Regions from separate parts of the Homo sapiens genome. Here region 1 is linked to region 2. Evidence: chromatin loops called from intact Hi-C (ENCODE). Cell type or tissue: prostate gland. All regions are shown on one strand. Each heading gives the region's core, and the rest is flanking DNA. Links, peaks and the distances in the headings are about the cores only.

The links. A loop is a pair of places that touch in the nucleus more often than their neighbours do. Peaks named below come from ENCODE experiments on the same cell type or tissue, not always from the same donor. Only the 100,000 strongest peaks of a DNase experiment are listed, where the experiment ranks them.
Region 1: a loop joins it to region 2, with 4 times the contacts of the local background. A loop is called at or near these places in 11 of 110 quality-filtered maps.

The regions. Positions count from the first base shown.
Region 1 is chr3:99,785,674-99,793,609 of GRCh38, reverse strand. It overlaps COL8A1 (collagen type VIII alpha 1 chain), which reads right to left. Exons shown (of 4, transcript NM_020351.4): 3 at 2,600-2,930. The coding sequence starts at 2,927. Among named protein-coding and RNA genes, the nearest start is that of CMSS1, 28 kb to the left of the region's middle. In prostate gland, for the core only: a CTCF peak has its summit at 4,048; no DNase peak of the experiment used is centred there.
Region 2 is chr3:99,019,424-99,027,359 of GRCh38, reverse strand. No RefSeq gene overlaps it. Among named protein-coding and RNA genes, the nearest start is that of LINC00973, 110 kb to the right of the region's middle. In prostate gland, for the core only: a CTCF peak has its summit at 3,584 (motif pointing left); no DNase peak of the experiment used is centred there.

The sequences.
Region 1 (7,936 bases), core at 1,904-6,903, 770 kb before region 2:
GTATAAAACTTGGAGATATTATGGTGTGTTTATTATAGTGAATTTGGAAGATTCAAAGATGTATAAAGAAAAATCAAATTTGCCTATAAGCCCACTACTCAGAGATAACCACTTAACATGTATATATATTTTCATCTCATTTGTTCTATCTGTGTGTGTGTGTGTGTGTGTGTATTTTAAACAATATTGGAGTTGTTATCCAAATTATAGTTGTATTTTATTTATGGGGTACAAAGTGATACTATGATTCATGAATACAATGTGGAATAATTAAATCAAGCTAAATATATCTATCACTTCAAATACTTATTTTTATCTCGTGAGAAATTTGAAATTTACTCTTTCAGTGATTTTGAAGTGTGTAATACATTATTATTAACTATACTCGCTATTCTATGCAATAGATATCCAAAAAACAACTTATTTCTCCTGCCTAACTGAGGCTTTAAACCTTTCATCATCATCTCTCCATTCTCTCCCTCCTGCCCCACCCCAAGGCCTCTGGTAACCACCATTCTCCTCTGGGTTTCTATGAGTTCGATTGTTTTAGATTCCACATTTAAGAGAGAATATGCAGGATTTTTCTTCCTGTGCCTGGCAAAGTTTTTAAATATAATAATTTATGGCCAAGATATTTCCTCTTATGCTTAAATACAGTATGATGTGAAATAGGAAAGAATAGAGTTATTTTTTGTGTGGTTCAATAACATCTTTCCACATCTCTCCTTTAGAATTAGTAGATTTGCTTAATTTCTTGAAGGTGCTGTGGGATTTCCTAAGCCTCAAATATTAGTTCATTAATTTAACAAATAATTTCTCATATACAAATCTGGCTTTTAAGTAGGAGAGATGAATAAGATATTTTAGAATGATAAACAGTATGGATGAAGTCGAGAGCTTGACTTAGGAACAAGAAGCTCTGCTTATCTTTCTGGTCTTGGCGTGAGATTGTGACTGGGTCCCTTAAGCTGTCAGCATCTCTGCTTGCCTATCTGTACAGCAAGAATAAGAATAATACAGCCACACTACAAGATTAGAGAATAGATGTGAAAGGTGTCACCGTTTCTCAAATTGTTATTGAAATACACAGCACGTGCTGTTATAATGAACATGCTGTGCCTTTCAGATGAACACAACTCTGGATCTCCCATGCTGCTGGGACTAATGGATAACATGGAGAAATGAAATATATGGTCCCAATATCTTCTTGGCATAATACTTATGTCACTAGTAGCACCTTAATCCTGACCATTGTACTTTTTGCTGAGCTACTGTCAGAGAATAAAATACAAACAGAGAACTCATTTCGAGATATGAGGATCCATCAGAGTAAGTACAAGAAGTGCCAAAGGCAAGGCAAGCCATTCAATAAAGGAAGGAAAAGAAATGTCTGAGATAATCTTCTAAGTATAATACTAGCTCCTAAAGAGAAGAAAGTCAGGAATACTTTCTTTACATGAATAGATATGATTATAGTACTATTCAGGCATGCTATTTCTAACCAGCGAATTGTGTAGTTACTGTATTGAGGAGTTATCTGGGGAAGAGTAGGAGAGATGAATCAGGAATCCCTGGTGTCTAGCACAGAGCCTGGAACACACTCTGTTCTTACTGAGGATTTGTTGAATGAGCAGTTGTAGCAACTCCAATTTCCTATGGTGCTTTAGCATTTACTCAGCACTTTACTTACTATGTATGTCACTGATTCTCTCAACAATCTTATTTTACAAATGAAGAAAAATAGGCTCTGAAAGGTCAAATGACTAGGTCTCTCTCATTTCTGGCATCCAGGCATCTAGGCCTCTAAGTTCCAAATCCAGTAGTTCTCCAGAGGTGGAGCTTCCTGCCATTGTAGGGACTAGTGGGACTGGCTCCACTTCCTCAAAGGTAATTGCTGCTCTGATGCAGCAAGTACTAGGTTTCTGAGAACTCCAGACAAACCAAATGAATTTATCGTCAAGTGTCTGTCACACTGAGGGGCATTTTGTTGGTGCTAAATAAATACGCCAAGAAAGCAACAGGAGAGATTTTCAGGTGTCATCCCTAGATGCAGTCTATACTCTTAGTTTCCTTCTGTTGATCTATTGATTGACATATGTAATTAGAGTAGTATTAAGAACACTTGCACCTGTCTAATACTTAGTTCGCAAAATGCTTTCCTGTGACTTTTCTTTTAACACAGCAGGTCCTTACAACATTGCTCTCTTAGTTCAGAAGACTGACTTGTCACCTTTCTTTTTTTTCACTGCTTTAGCTCCCAGCATCTGGCCCAGAGCCTGACACAAATAGGTGCTCACTATAGATAGTTGCTGAATGTTTGAATAAATAAACAATAAGGGGATAGACTATTTGTGATTTAATATATTTTATTTCATCTGATGCTAGTTAAAATAATAAAGCAAAACATAAATGGTAGTCTTATCTGTGTCTTTAAGGCTTGAAGTTTTCAAGAATATGGTTAGAACACAGTAGGCATTTTAAAAATGCCAGTAACAAATTCTAAAACTAAAGCTTCTAAAATTTATCTTCCCCCTCTGATCCCATAATTTAGAGATTTGGAAAGCTGTTGTTTTATAACAGCCTGGGAGTATGATGTTACCTTTGCCTTTCTTGGGTACGGCTTCCTTGCCCATTCTTGGCGCCGGTTGAATTTCCTTCATATATTGGGGTAGGTGTGGATACTCTTTGCCATACTGCAAGTGGGGCATCTCCTTGCCCATGGCAAGGCCATCTTTGGCCAAAGGCATGTGAGGTACTTGCTGACCCAGGGGCTGGTATTGTGGAATTTGTGGTGGCATCTGAGGAGGAATTTGAGGTGGCAGCGGCTTGATCCCATAGTAGGCACCAGCCTGAATGAGCCTGATGGAACTCAGGGAAATGGTAAGCAGCACTCCCAGCAGCTGCAGAGGGCCAGGCAGCACAGCCATCACCTGTGGGAGGAACCAATGCACCAACTTGGTGAAACTCTGCAAGGCCAAGTGACTTGAGTTTATTTAGAGATAGAATGGGGAAAAAAAAGGGAAACAGTCTTTAACATCAGAACTTCATGATAGAAGTCAAATGAAAAGGAAAATGCTACTTTCTATAGAAAACAAACAAACAAAAAATAGAGAATAGTGGAATCTGTCAAATAAAGGCAATTGGTAGGAACATAGACTATGGGAGAGACTACTGGTTGTCCCCCATATCGATTCTGCCTTTCTTGCCCTGTTTTCCCGTCTTCACCTGGGAATAGAGCAGCCCAGAATGAAGACATTTCAGCCAGGCAGGGCCATTTCAGCCATTCTTGCCAATTGTGTATAGTTGTCATGGGTGTACCTTCCAGGAAGAATCCTAAAAAGGAGTGGATATGTCTTCCCCTTCCTCCTTCCTTCTGGCTGGATTGCTGATATGTTACTGGAAACAGACCACACATCTTGGACCATGAGGCGAATGCAGTGCACAGAGAATGATAAAACGAGCTAGAATAAACCTCAGTCCTGGTTAGGCTTTGTTAATAAGTGCCAAAATTATATTCTAAATGGAAACAGTTGATAATTTATAGGCTTTATGCTACAGTAGAGATTTTTCATCTGCCAGATGAGGGCTGCTTTGATGTAGTCACAAATAAATGTAAATGTAAAGAGCAAACAGGAACAAAGCCTGCAGAAGTCTTCTGAGTTGAAGAGAAAATGCTTCTTCATGTAATAGTATGAAATATTTTAAAAATCACTATCATAATTATGCACCTTTATTTCTTGTATTAAAATACTATGAATTCATTAGTTTAGAAATTGGTTAATTGGACCATTAAAGTCTATCTTTGTCCTTTTGTGAAAGAAAGTTTACAAAGCAAGAGTTGTATGAATAAGAGGGAGATGTTTAACTATTAATAAGAATACGCTGCTTCTAAGCCCATTAATAGCACTCTTTACAAATTAGCAGTAAACAGAATTAATATAAATGGGGCTTATCTGTTTATAAAAACCAGCTTGAAAAGACCTCTGTTTGGAAACGCCCTAGGCTTAAAACCAGACAGCCCAGAGAAGTGCATTGTTGGCAAATGCACACTAGAGGGCAAGTGTGATACACACTTAGGTCTGTTCAATATTCTGCCTGCCCACTCCCTGCCCTCTGTAGTTCTAATGCTGGGCATACACGAACTCCATGCTCACAATGTATAAAGGGACTTAATGAAAATTTGAATCTTAAGGGACATGTCATCATAATGCTGGAGAGAGAGAGAGAGAAGTGGCAAATTTCTCACAATTTTTAATGTAAGTATCTTCTGGAAAACTTTGAAGAAACTTCTGTCTGTAAATAATTCAATTTCCATCTTCTTGAGAGTTGTTTTCTTTGCTTTTGCCTTACTTAATTCTGGATCATAGTTTTCTACTTCTTAGAAAATGTGCGTTGATTTTGCAATATCCTATTCCAGGGTAATGCCAAGAGTGTATACAGGCTACAAAAGGATTGGTTAATAAAACACCTAATAAAATATTTAAAATGAATCCCTATCACAAAATTCAAGCTTTACAATCTTTCTAAATACACTAACAAATCATTTTTTCCCTGGAAAAAATGAAGAAACAGTTGCTAGGCCCATTTTGGATTACTAAGATGAATATAATATGGCTGGTGGGCCTTACCATCAAGGAGTTTGTACTCTTAGTGGGGGTGACAGATGTGTAAACTGTTATTGAGTAGCAAAGGATATCTAGTAAAAAGTAAATTTTCCTCCTACTTCTGTTCTCCAGTATCTAAAATCCCTTATGTTTGAAGCAACAATTTTTCCTCATATTTTTCAGATAGTCTGTGGATATGCACATATCATATACATCCCTTTCAAACATAAATTGCAGTATACTATACACACTTCTATTTTTTGCTTTTTTCACTCAAAGATCAGTACTTATTCCTTGTCTAGTTATGTGCATCTAAACAAATTTCTTTAAGTTCTTCATTTATTAAAATATGACTTGGATGTTCCCTTAAGTCTTTTCTAGCTCTAACATTCAATGTCTGTAAGACAGTTACTAGAGATCTGAAAGTGTTAATCCATACCAGAAATGTGTGGTAATATCTGGTAATGTATAAGCTGGTACTTAATTCTACTTTTGGGGATGAATGAATTTAATTATGGAACCCCAGACTTGTGGTGAAGTCTTTAATAATAAGCTAGCATGTTTGGCCCTTCAGCCTTCCATCAATTCAGTGGATATGTTGGATTATACTTCATAATCTTTAAACCAGGACAATCTAATGAAATACTGGAAAACTGGAAGGAGATGAAATGCCTGGAAGAATACCAGTTGAATTATTTCCTCTCATAGGCTCAGCATATCTGTCCTGTAAACCAGCTCTTTAGGTCTGCCTTCTGCCATTTCTCTGGCTCTTTATCTAAATAAACTTTGTTCAGTTTTAACGTGAATATTTATATAAGGGCCCTGGTTAGAATTTACTGCTTTACTTATTCCTACTAATTTTTCTCCTGTCCCTGAGGATATTTTTGGTGGTCAAAGTGGTATGGGGGTTCTCCCAAATCACTCAAAAGAACATCAAATTTGGGTAACTTTATACAAACACCTGGCAAGAAAGAAGGAGCCTTGGAATTTTTGCTGGGAAGAAATTGTGATAGTGGGTTTTCATGCCTCTCTTTCTGAGAATGTGGGACACAATAATATTGTGAGTTCTCCTTAATATTTTCTTTGATTTCTATTTGTTTGACAGCTGGTGTGTGTGTGTGTGGGTGTGGGTGTGTGTGTGTGTGTGTATTTGTGTTCTTGAACATAAGCATATCTAATGTGTGTGAACATTGAATCTTTGCCAGCCAGGCTGGCTTAGTGATGGGTGTCATGTCATATGACAAAAGCACTGTCAAAGAAGTCAAAAGACTTTTATTTAAGTTTTGGCTCTGCCATTCTTCATGCCTATGACCTTGGACAAGTCCTTTATCTTCACTAAGCCTCAGTTTTCTTACCTGTAAAATAGCAATTATAATCTCTGCCCATCCCTCAGAGCTGTTCAGGGGTACAAATGATAATATGAATTCTTCATAAGCCAAAAAGGACTATTCAGATTTAAGTTATTATTAATGGAGTGTGACCAGAAAGACAAATCAAAACCAACTAAAATGTCAAAGATTTTCAAAGAAAGATACTAGCAAAGTAAATGTGAGGTTAACTGCAATAATGATAACCTAACATGAATAAAACAGTAATGGCCATTAAAATGCACTTGTTAAAAATGATTTAGAAAAAGAACAGCTGAACCAAGGCAGTCATTCATTCATGTGTCAAGAATAACCAATCCTAGATACTTTGAACAGCCCTAAATGGCTTCCTATATTTGAGCAGGGCTGCAGAGAATTTCAGATTCCTCATATGACCTGTAATGTACATAACAGAGTAATGTGATACATATATTAACAGAATAATGTGATAGATATTTTAAATGCTCATCAGCATTCTATTTGTACGTTTATCCTCATTGGCTTACTATACAGAAGAATGTTTAAATATTTAATCTGTTGGTCCTTGCCTTGAATCCAACTTTCCCTTTCACATAGGCTAACACAGCATGTCTTTGTGTATGTATGTGTGTCTCTGTTGTGTGTGGTGTGTATAAGCCTCTCTAATCAGTTCCTGGGCTGGTCCTCTGTGCCTCCTACTTGTACAAGATTTGTAGTCTCTCAAGACCCTCAGATTTGCCACCCTAAAGCAAGGGAAAGTCAGGCAGAATCCTCTTCCAGTGTTCACCAGAATTGCCTTCCTGGTTTTTCCATGCCTCTCAAAGAAAATTCTCTCTTGATTGCATTTCTCAGGGCAATTCATTCATTAGATATACCTATTGAACACCTATTGAACACTCAGAACAGGAAATGTTCTGAGTATTGGAGATACAGTGGTGAATTAGAGAGTGGAGGTATTATCTTATTGAACTCACAGTCTAGTGTGGAGAGACAGGTGATAAATGTTAAAAATACATTTTATAATTTGAGATTTGAGTGCTTTGAAAAAGCAATGCAGGTGTCTTAGTCATTAGGGCTGCTGTAGCAAAATACCATAGGTTGAGTGGTTTATAAAGAACAGCAATTTCTCAGTGTTCATGAGGCTGGGAAGTTCAAGATCAAGGTGCCAGCAGATTGGTTGTCTAGTGAAGACCCACTTTCTGGTTCATAGATGACACCATTTTGCTGTATCCTTACATGATAAAAGGGGCAAGGGAGCTCTCTGGAGTCTCTTTTATATGAGCACTAATTCTGTTCATGAGGACTTTGCACTCATGATCTAATTATCTCCCATAGGCCCCACCTCCTAATACCATCACTTTCGGAGGGGGGTGTCATATTTTAACATATGAATTTGGGGACATAAACATTCAATGTATAGCAGCAGGATAAAGGGTTCAATAATGACAGAGTGGAAGAGCTCCGATGTTTTGGAAAGAACGGTAGGGAATGACATCTGAGGAAGTAAATTTTGGATAGAGATGTGAAGGTTGAGAGATGTATCTTTCTTAAGACAACGTATGGGGAAAAAAGGAAAGAGTCCTGTTTACTACAATGTTAGTTGAAGGTACCTTTCACTAATATAGACTCATTTCAAAAGTATGTTCTTCATCCATGCCTGACCTCATTTTGAATTCTTTATTTACGATATTCTTTTTTCCTGGAAGATAATTATTTTCCTTTTATTTCTCTGTAGATTTCAGTCCTACCATATAGTTTTCTCTGGTTGTCATAACAAAGTATCTCAGACTGGGTGGCTCAATAGAAATTAATTTTCTCACAGTTCTAGAGACATTGAAGTTCAAGATCAAGATATTGGCAGAGTTGGATTCTGCTGGAGCCTCTCGCCTTGGCTTGTAGATGGCAGTCACCTCCCTGCGTCTTCACACAGTCTTTCTTCCATGTGTCTGTGTCCTAATTGCCTCTTCTTATTTACCAGCCACACTG
Region 2 (7,936 bases), core at 972-5,971:
TAAGATTTCTATTCGATTTTCTTGTATTATTTCAATCTCTGTTAAATTTCTCTAATAAATTTCTGAATTGTTTTTCTGTTATTTTGGAAATCACTTAGTTTCCTTAAAACTCCTATTTTGAATTCTTGGTCAGAGAGTTAACATATCACCATCTTGTTAGGGTTAGTCACTGATTCTTTGCTTTGTCCATTTGGGAAGATCATGGTTCCCTGTTTGCTGTTGTTTCTTGTGGGTATACATTTGTGTCTTTGCATTGAAAGATTAGTTATCTATTCCAATATTCTCTGTTTGGCTTATTTAGGTTTTTAAAATATGTCCACTAGGTCCCTCCTTCCTTTTTGGTATGAGATGACACCCTAAGCCCAGGTTTGCCTTGGTTCTAGGAAACAGAGTGCCACCGTCTTGCATTAGAGAGGTCCCAAAGGGGATTTCCCTGTATCACCTTTGGGACCTCCCTAATTCAAGGGAAGGTGGCTAGGAGTTCATGTTCAGTGTACCCGTGGAACAAATCTCCTACAGGACAGTTCTGCTGAACAGCCAGTCTGATTTGGCACCTTTTTTGGCTGAGTTACAAATCAGAATTTCCAGGGCTGGCAATGGTAGTCCCACCTCCCCTTCTTTGTCTTTGGCTCTCCTCAGAGATATTTTTCCCTTCCAGCACTCCTGATGCTTCCCACGATTTGAGCCAGGGACAAGTCTCCTACATGGAATCCCAAATGGTGGGGAAGCTAATTGTTCACCTCAGTCTCACTTTTTCCAGTATAGAAACCATAAGTTGGGGGGTAATTTTCCATACACTTGGTGCTGGACAGACTGGGGAAGAGGGGCATTGCAGATATGGAAGTTCAATTCTCTCACCACCTGCTCAGAGTTTTTTCACTTATCTGTGGCCATAGGAACTGTCTTATCCTCATATTTGAGTTCTGGTCTATTGCTGGTGATAATCTCTGTGCTGCATATTTGTTTTTGGTTTTCTCTGGGGGAAAATGGAGCCAGCTTGTTTCTACACCACCACTTTCGAACTGGCACTTCTAGCAACATACGATAATTTTTAATTGGTTATTTCCAGTGCTTTGAAAGATGTATGAATAAAAACTTGCATCTTTGCTGTGCCTCCAATAGGGTACAGAAAACTTATCATTTCAAACAAAGATATATTACCTCAACAATTGTAGGAAAAGTGCTAATGATGTGTTGAGTAGCAAAGATCTAATGTTAGGCAATGGATGGTGTTTTACAAGAAAGGATCAAATAGAGTGCAAATATTTTCTTACCAACATTGCCCTGCTCTGCTTCTCATGTCCTCCCTACAATACCAAAATATGAGCTCAACTGACTAAATTATAAAGCATTTGACTGACTTAGAAGACATTATTACTATCTCCCATACATGCTTTCCTAGATTTAGAAGGGCATTTAGAATTAGGTTTGTCAGATCTTACACCTGTTAGAATGGCTATTATCAAAAAGACAAGGAAGAAAAAGGAACTCTGGTGCATTGCTGGTGGGATTTTAAATTAGTACAGCCATTATGAAAAACAACATAAAGTCTCCTCAACAAACTAAAAATAGAACTGCCATATTATCGAGGAATCCCACTTCTGGGTACATATTCCAATGAATTGAAATCAGTATGTTGAAGTGATATCTGCACTCACAAGTTTATTGCAGTATTATTCATAATAGCCAAAACATGCAATCAGTCTAAGTCTCCATCAATTGATGAATGTGTGAAGAAAATATGGTATACATACACAATGATATGCCATTCAGCCTTAAAAAATGGAGGAAATCCTGTCATTTGCTACAACATGGATAAACCCAGAGGACATTATGCTATGTGAAATAAGCCTGATACAGAAAGACAAATACACATGGTTTAATTTATATGTGGACTCTAAAGAGACCAAATTTATAAAACTAGAGAGTAAAATGGTGGGTATCAAAGGCTGGATATGGGGTGATGGAAGGGGAGGGGAATGATTAAGTGTTAGTCAAAGGGTGCAAAATTTTAGTAAGGAGAAATAAGTTTTAGGACCTATTGTACAGCATGATAACCACAGTTAATAATAATGTATTGTATATTTCAAAATGACTTTTAAAAATAGGTTTTAAATGTCCAAAAAAATGGACACGTGAATTAGCTTAATACAATCATTGCACAATGTACACATATATCCAAATATCACATTGTACCCCATAAATATATATGATTATTTATCAATTACAAATAAAAATAAAACAAAAGGGGACAAAACAGAACTAGGATTATCACATAGCCACACAGATACCTTAAACATCTGTTGTTATCCTGATGACTATAGGGTCATGTAAAGACCAGGTCAAATGAAACAACTTGATATGGCAAATCCAGAAGCACAGGTGTGTATCTGAGGTAGACAGAGAGCCTGCCAACATTTTTCAAGTCCACTAACTGCTCCTTAATTTTTCTGCAGAGAGAGAGTGATATGAGAAGTAGATATCTGGTAACAAAGTGAGTAGAAAATCGTAGATTTTTCTGACTTGTAGCTTAGAGGCTTGTCTCTTCTCATTGTATTTCACATTTGGTTGTAATCTTCCTGAGGTTAGAATTGTAGATACTAAAACTTTTAGCACAGTGTCTTATATATAGTATACAAATTGCTGAATTCAATTTTCTGCACATTAACTTTCAATATTAAAATAATGGACTAAGGATAGCATAATTTTATGAGGATTAAAAAGAGAATATCTGACAAAGACACACTAACCTGAACAAAAAAATGTAAATAGTAATTTTAAGTAAAACCAGATTCCTTGTTGGCCAATAACATTGTAGCAGACAAACAGAAGTACAGAAATATTCAGGAGAAAATACTTGGAAAATAATTTGGTATGATATGGCTTCAAATGTCCAGATGCCAGGGCTCAGGAAATAAGAATGCCTTCAAATCTTTTAAACAATTAAGCCAATGCAATCATCTAGAGATCATTCAAAGTTAGTGAGATGAGATCTATCCATTGATATTTCTGGTAGAACAGAATGTGAAAAGCATTTGAGAGAGAAAGAAAGGATAGTGAATAGAAATAATAATATTTAGTATAAAACATGTTGATATAAAGAGTTTTCCCAAAATCCTATAGAAAACCTCTTGTGATACAGTAGGAATTCTTATTCAGTTCTTTTTACTGATTAAATCATAGCAAGGGGCCAAATAACTTCCTAATTCACTCAGCTACCACATGGCACATACAGGACTCTATTCTATATCTTTAACTACAAATTCTCACCTCTACTATATACTTCCTATTTAATTTGAGAGGGCACCACAGAGGGCCTAACCAGGCTGAAGACATGGTCAAATATTGATTTTGAATCTGTTGAATGAGGAATAGAAGTACTGATCTGAATAAAGTCAATAAAATAATCTCTGGTTATGTGATTACTTATCACTTTCCACCCCCACTGTTTAATCCTCTGTTATAGAATTAATTATCCTGGAATCACAGAATTAATGTGTGGTAGCTGAAAACTGAGATGGAAATTTGCATGCAACAGGCAATTGGGCTGGTTTTGAAACTTTGAGAAATACAGCCACCTGTTGGACATAGTCTGGTATCACACTCTGTTCACCATTTGTTTTTTAATGTTCTTTGAATGCGAAAAACTTTTGTTAATAACCAAAACGTAAAAAAAAAAAAAAGCATAATTGTCACTATTAGAAAAAATAAAGATGATTAAAAACAGTTGAATGTCTTATTTTGTCTGTTTAAAGAATGAACCTGTGTATTAATAATGTAATTTTCTAGATATAGTCTGAATAAGCTGAAAAGCTTTCATCATCATAAGAACCAATTAATAAATAATTTTTTTAAAAAAGTTATTTCCTCACAAATTAGTAAAAGTAGGAATTTGTTATTTTTTTCATTCCACTCCAGCACTGGCCTCTAGAGCAGCAGTTGGCAAATATTTTTTAATGTTTTTCAGATAGTAAATACTTTAGGCCTTGAAGGCCATAAGCTTCTTTCTCCTTTCCCTTTTATCCTTTCATTTTGGAAAGTTAAGCATCTTTATTTTACTTAATAAAAACTGTATATATTTAAGGTGTACAACATGGTGTTTTGATATACATATACTTAGTGCACTAATTACTACTGTCAAGCTAATTAACATATCCATCTCCACCTATTTACCTTTCTGCATTTGTGGTGAGAACACTGAAGATCTACTCTCTTAGTAAATTTCAAGTATACAGTACAGTATTATTAACTATAGTCCCAATGCTGTACATTGGATCTCTAGAATTTATTCATCCTACATAACTGAAACATTGTACCTTTTAACCGATGTCGTCTCATTTCCCCACCTCCCCAACAACACACAGCCCCACCCCACTCCTGCCCCTGGTAACTATCATCTACTCTCTGCTTCTAAGAATTTGATTTTTTTTTAGATTCCACATGTAAGTGAAATCATGTAGTATTTGTCTTTCTGTTCGTGTCTTATTTCACTTAGCATAATGTCCTCCTGGTTCATCCATGTGGTCACAGATGGCAGGATCTCGTTTTTTTTGAGGTTGAATAATATTCCATTATATATATATATACCACAGTTGTTTTTATCCATTGATCCATGACAGACACTTAGGTTGTTTCCACATCTTGGCTATTGTGAATATGTTTCTATTGCAACTATTCAACTCTGCTGATTTAGCATAAAAGAAGCCATACACAAAGGGAAACAAATGTGCATAGCTGTGTGACAATAAACCTTTACTGATAAAAACAGTTGACAGGCCAGATATAGCCCACAGGCTATAGTTTTCTTATACCTTCTTGTGATGGTTAATATTGAGTGTCAACTTGATTGGATTGAAGGATGCAAAGTGTTGATCCTGTGTGTGTCTATTAGGGTATTGCCAAAGGAGATTAACATCTGAGTCACTGGACTGGGAGAGGCAGAGCCATCCTCGGTCTGGGTGGGTACCATCTAATCAGCTGCCAGCACAGCTAGAATAAAGCAGGCATAAAAGGGTGGAAAGAGTTGACTTGCTGAGTCTTCTTGTCTCCATCTTTCTCCCATGCTGGATGCTTCCTGCCCTCAAACATCGGACTCCAACATCTTCAGCTTTTGGGCTCTTGGGCCTATACCAGTGCCAAGGGCTCTCAGGCCTTTGGCTGCAGACTGAAGGCTGCACTATCAGCCTCCCTACATTTGAGGTTTTTGGACTCAGGCTGGCTTCCTTGCTCCTCAGCTTGCAGATGGCGTATTGTGGGACTTCACTTTGTGAACATGTGTCAATACTCCTTTATAAGCTCCCCTTCATATATACACCTATCCTATTAGTTCTGTCCCTCTAGAACACCCTGACGAATACACTGCTCTAAAGGCCTTTGCGTTGGCTATTCCCTCTGCCTGAATCACTCTTCCCTCAAGTATTCACACAGCTTACTCACTCACTTCCACAAATCCTTGTTTAAAGTATCTCCTTTCCAATGAAGTCTACCCTAACTACTCCACTTAAAATTGCAATCTGCAACCTTGCACCCCATCCCAGGTCTAAGAAACAACCTCACAGGCCACTCACAACTGAAACACCCCCAGGCCAGCTGAGCAACTGTGCATCCATGCTCCTGGCCAGAGAAATAACCCCAGGACCACAACCCCAGAGATCCAAACCCCAAGTCAGCTGACCCACCATGTGCACCTGTCCTAAGAAACCTGGCGAGTCCATCATCAGCAGAGCCACATGCCTGCTGCCACAAGCCCTTGCAGCCCAAGCCACTGAGAAACTCCCATATGTCATTAGTGTGACTTATGGCTGAAAAACTTAGGTAGAGACTACACTATTGCATCTACCTAGAACCAGAGGCAATGCACCCCATCTAACTGACACCCCCAAGTCCCATTCATATGAATAAATGTTTCTCTACAAAACCTACTCCATAAAATTGGAAGAGGTGACTATTTCACCAGATGCATTGAAATCAAACTAGAAACATATAAACATGAAAAAGCCAGGAAACATGATGCCTCCAAAAGAACACAGTAATTCTCCAGTAATAGGCCCCAATGATAAAGAAACATACAAAATGCCAGAAAAGTAGTTCAAAATAATAACTTTAAGGAAACTCAGTGAGATCCAAAGGAATACAGATAGACAATTCAACAAAATAAAATTGCAACCCTCTACTTCTCTTGCTTTATTTTTTTCTTAACAGTTAACTCATTTTAATGTATTACATTATGTTCATTGGAGCCCATCTCTCCCAACCGGAATGTTAGCTCCATGGCCAAGACTTAAAGCAGTGCCTGGCATGTAATAGATACTCAAGAAATATTTGTTGAACAAAAAGATGATTTATTCACATTTGCTCCAAAAACAATTAACAACACTAATTTTGTTTAAGAATGTGACTCCTGGCCAGGCGTGGTGGTTCACGCCCGTAATCCCAGCACTTTGGGAGGCCAAGGCAAGCAGATCACCTGAGGTCAGGAGTTTGAGACTGGCCTGGTTAACATGGTGAAACCCCATCTCTACTAAAAATACAAAATTAGTTGGGCATGGTGGTGCACGCCTGTAATCCCAGCTACTTGGGAGGCTGAGGCAAGAGAATCACTTGAACCCAGGAGGCCAAGGTTGCAGTGAGCCAGGATCACGCCACTGCACTCCAGCCAGGCTTGCATATAATTTCAAAAGTTTTATAAATCTCTTTGCTTTACTCATGAACGTAGTAGAAATGTCATTTTTTAAATCAGAATATCAATGAATATATTGCCCATTGTAGTCCCCAAAACTCTATCATTTTATTTAAACCTTACAATATTCTTATTACACAGACAATATTATCACCACTTCATAGATGACAAAACTAATGCTAAAAAATGTCAGTAACTTGCTCATAGTCACAAGGTAGTAAGAGAATGGCCTAGGGTCCATGTGTCTTGATTTTAAAGCCAGTTTTCTTTTCCTGACAATGCAACTGTCAGCCAACCTTGCCTCATTCCAAGCCTCTTGAGGACTCCTTTCTCCATAGCTGAATTAGCTTCAGCAACACCTCAATCCCTAGGACAAATTTGACTTCAGATAAAAAGGATTTGATGAGCTTTGACCCAAATTTGTAGAGGTGAACATCATTCACTTTGCATTTAAGATGCTTACTTATTTTCCTCCTTACTTATTTTCTTATTTGGCTCAACTACCAGATTCCCATCTCTAATTAGCTGGATCTGAATACCTTGTAAACTCTTGTACAGTCAGTTCCTTGCCTTTGTCTAGTGACAGTACTGGCTCTTAACAGTCTCTCCAAAGATCTACGTTCCCACCTACAGGCTGAGGCTCTGCTTTCTGATAACGAGTTTCCTAGGTGCTGACTGTTTCCTACGCCAGATTTCCAAATATCACTCACTCTAATCTTATGCTCTGTTCATGAGCAGGACAATCTCAGTTCTTTGGAGAACCTTTTCCCCACCTATAATTACAATTCCTTTCCCATATTTCTTCTGTATAGTCTGTAGCCTCTATCGTCTTGATATCATGCTCTCCTTTTGTGCAAGTTTAGGTACCTTCAAAGTACCTCTACCAAAACAGAATTTGGCATATGAGGCATAAAAGCCAATTCTGCTTTCTGCTGAGGAGTTTTAGCTAAAATGTGGCCAAAGCCTCTTTTGTGTTTAAGCGCTTTTCTGTGAGGTAAGGCTCCCAAGTGGAAAAATGCTGAACATGCTTCCTGCTACACTGTCTCCTGACTTATTACTAAAGAAGACAAGTTCAATATAGATTGATAGCAATGACAATTGAGTGAAACAGTAAAGCTGAGCTGTAACATGGAGGAAGAAATAATGAAGCCTGATAAAAAATTGGAGAAATCAGAAAAAATTAACAGAAAATTAGAATGGTTCTATAAAATCTCCAGCCTATGTGATTAGAGGAATAGTGGTTCCACTGCATAGAGA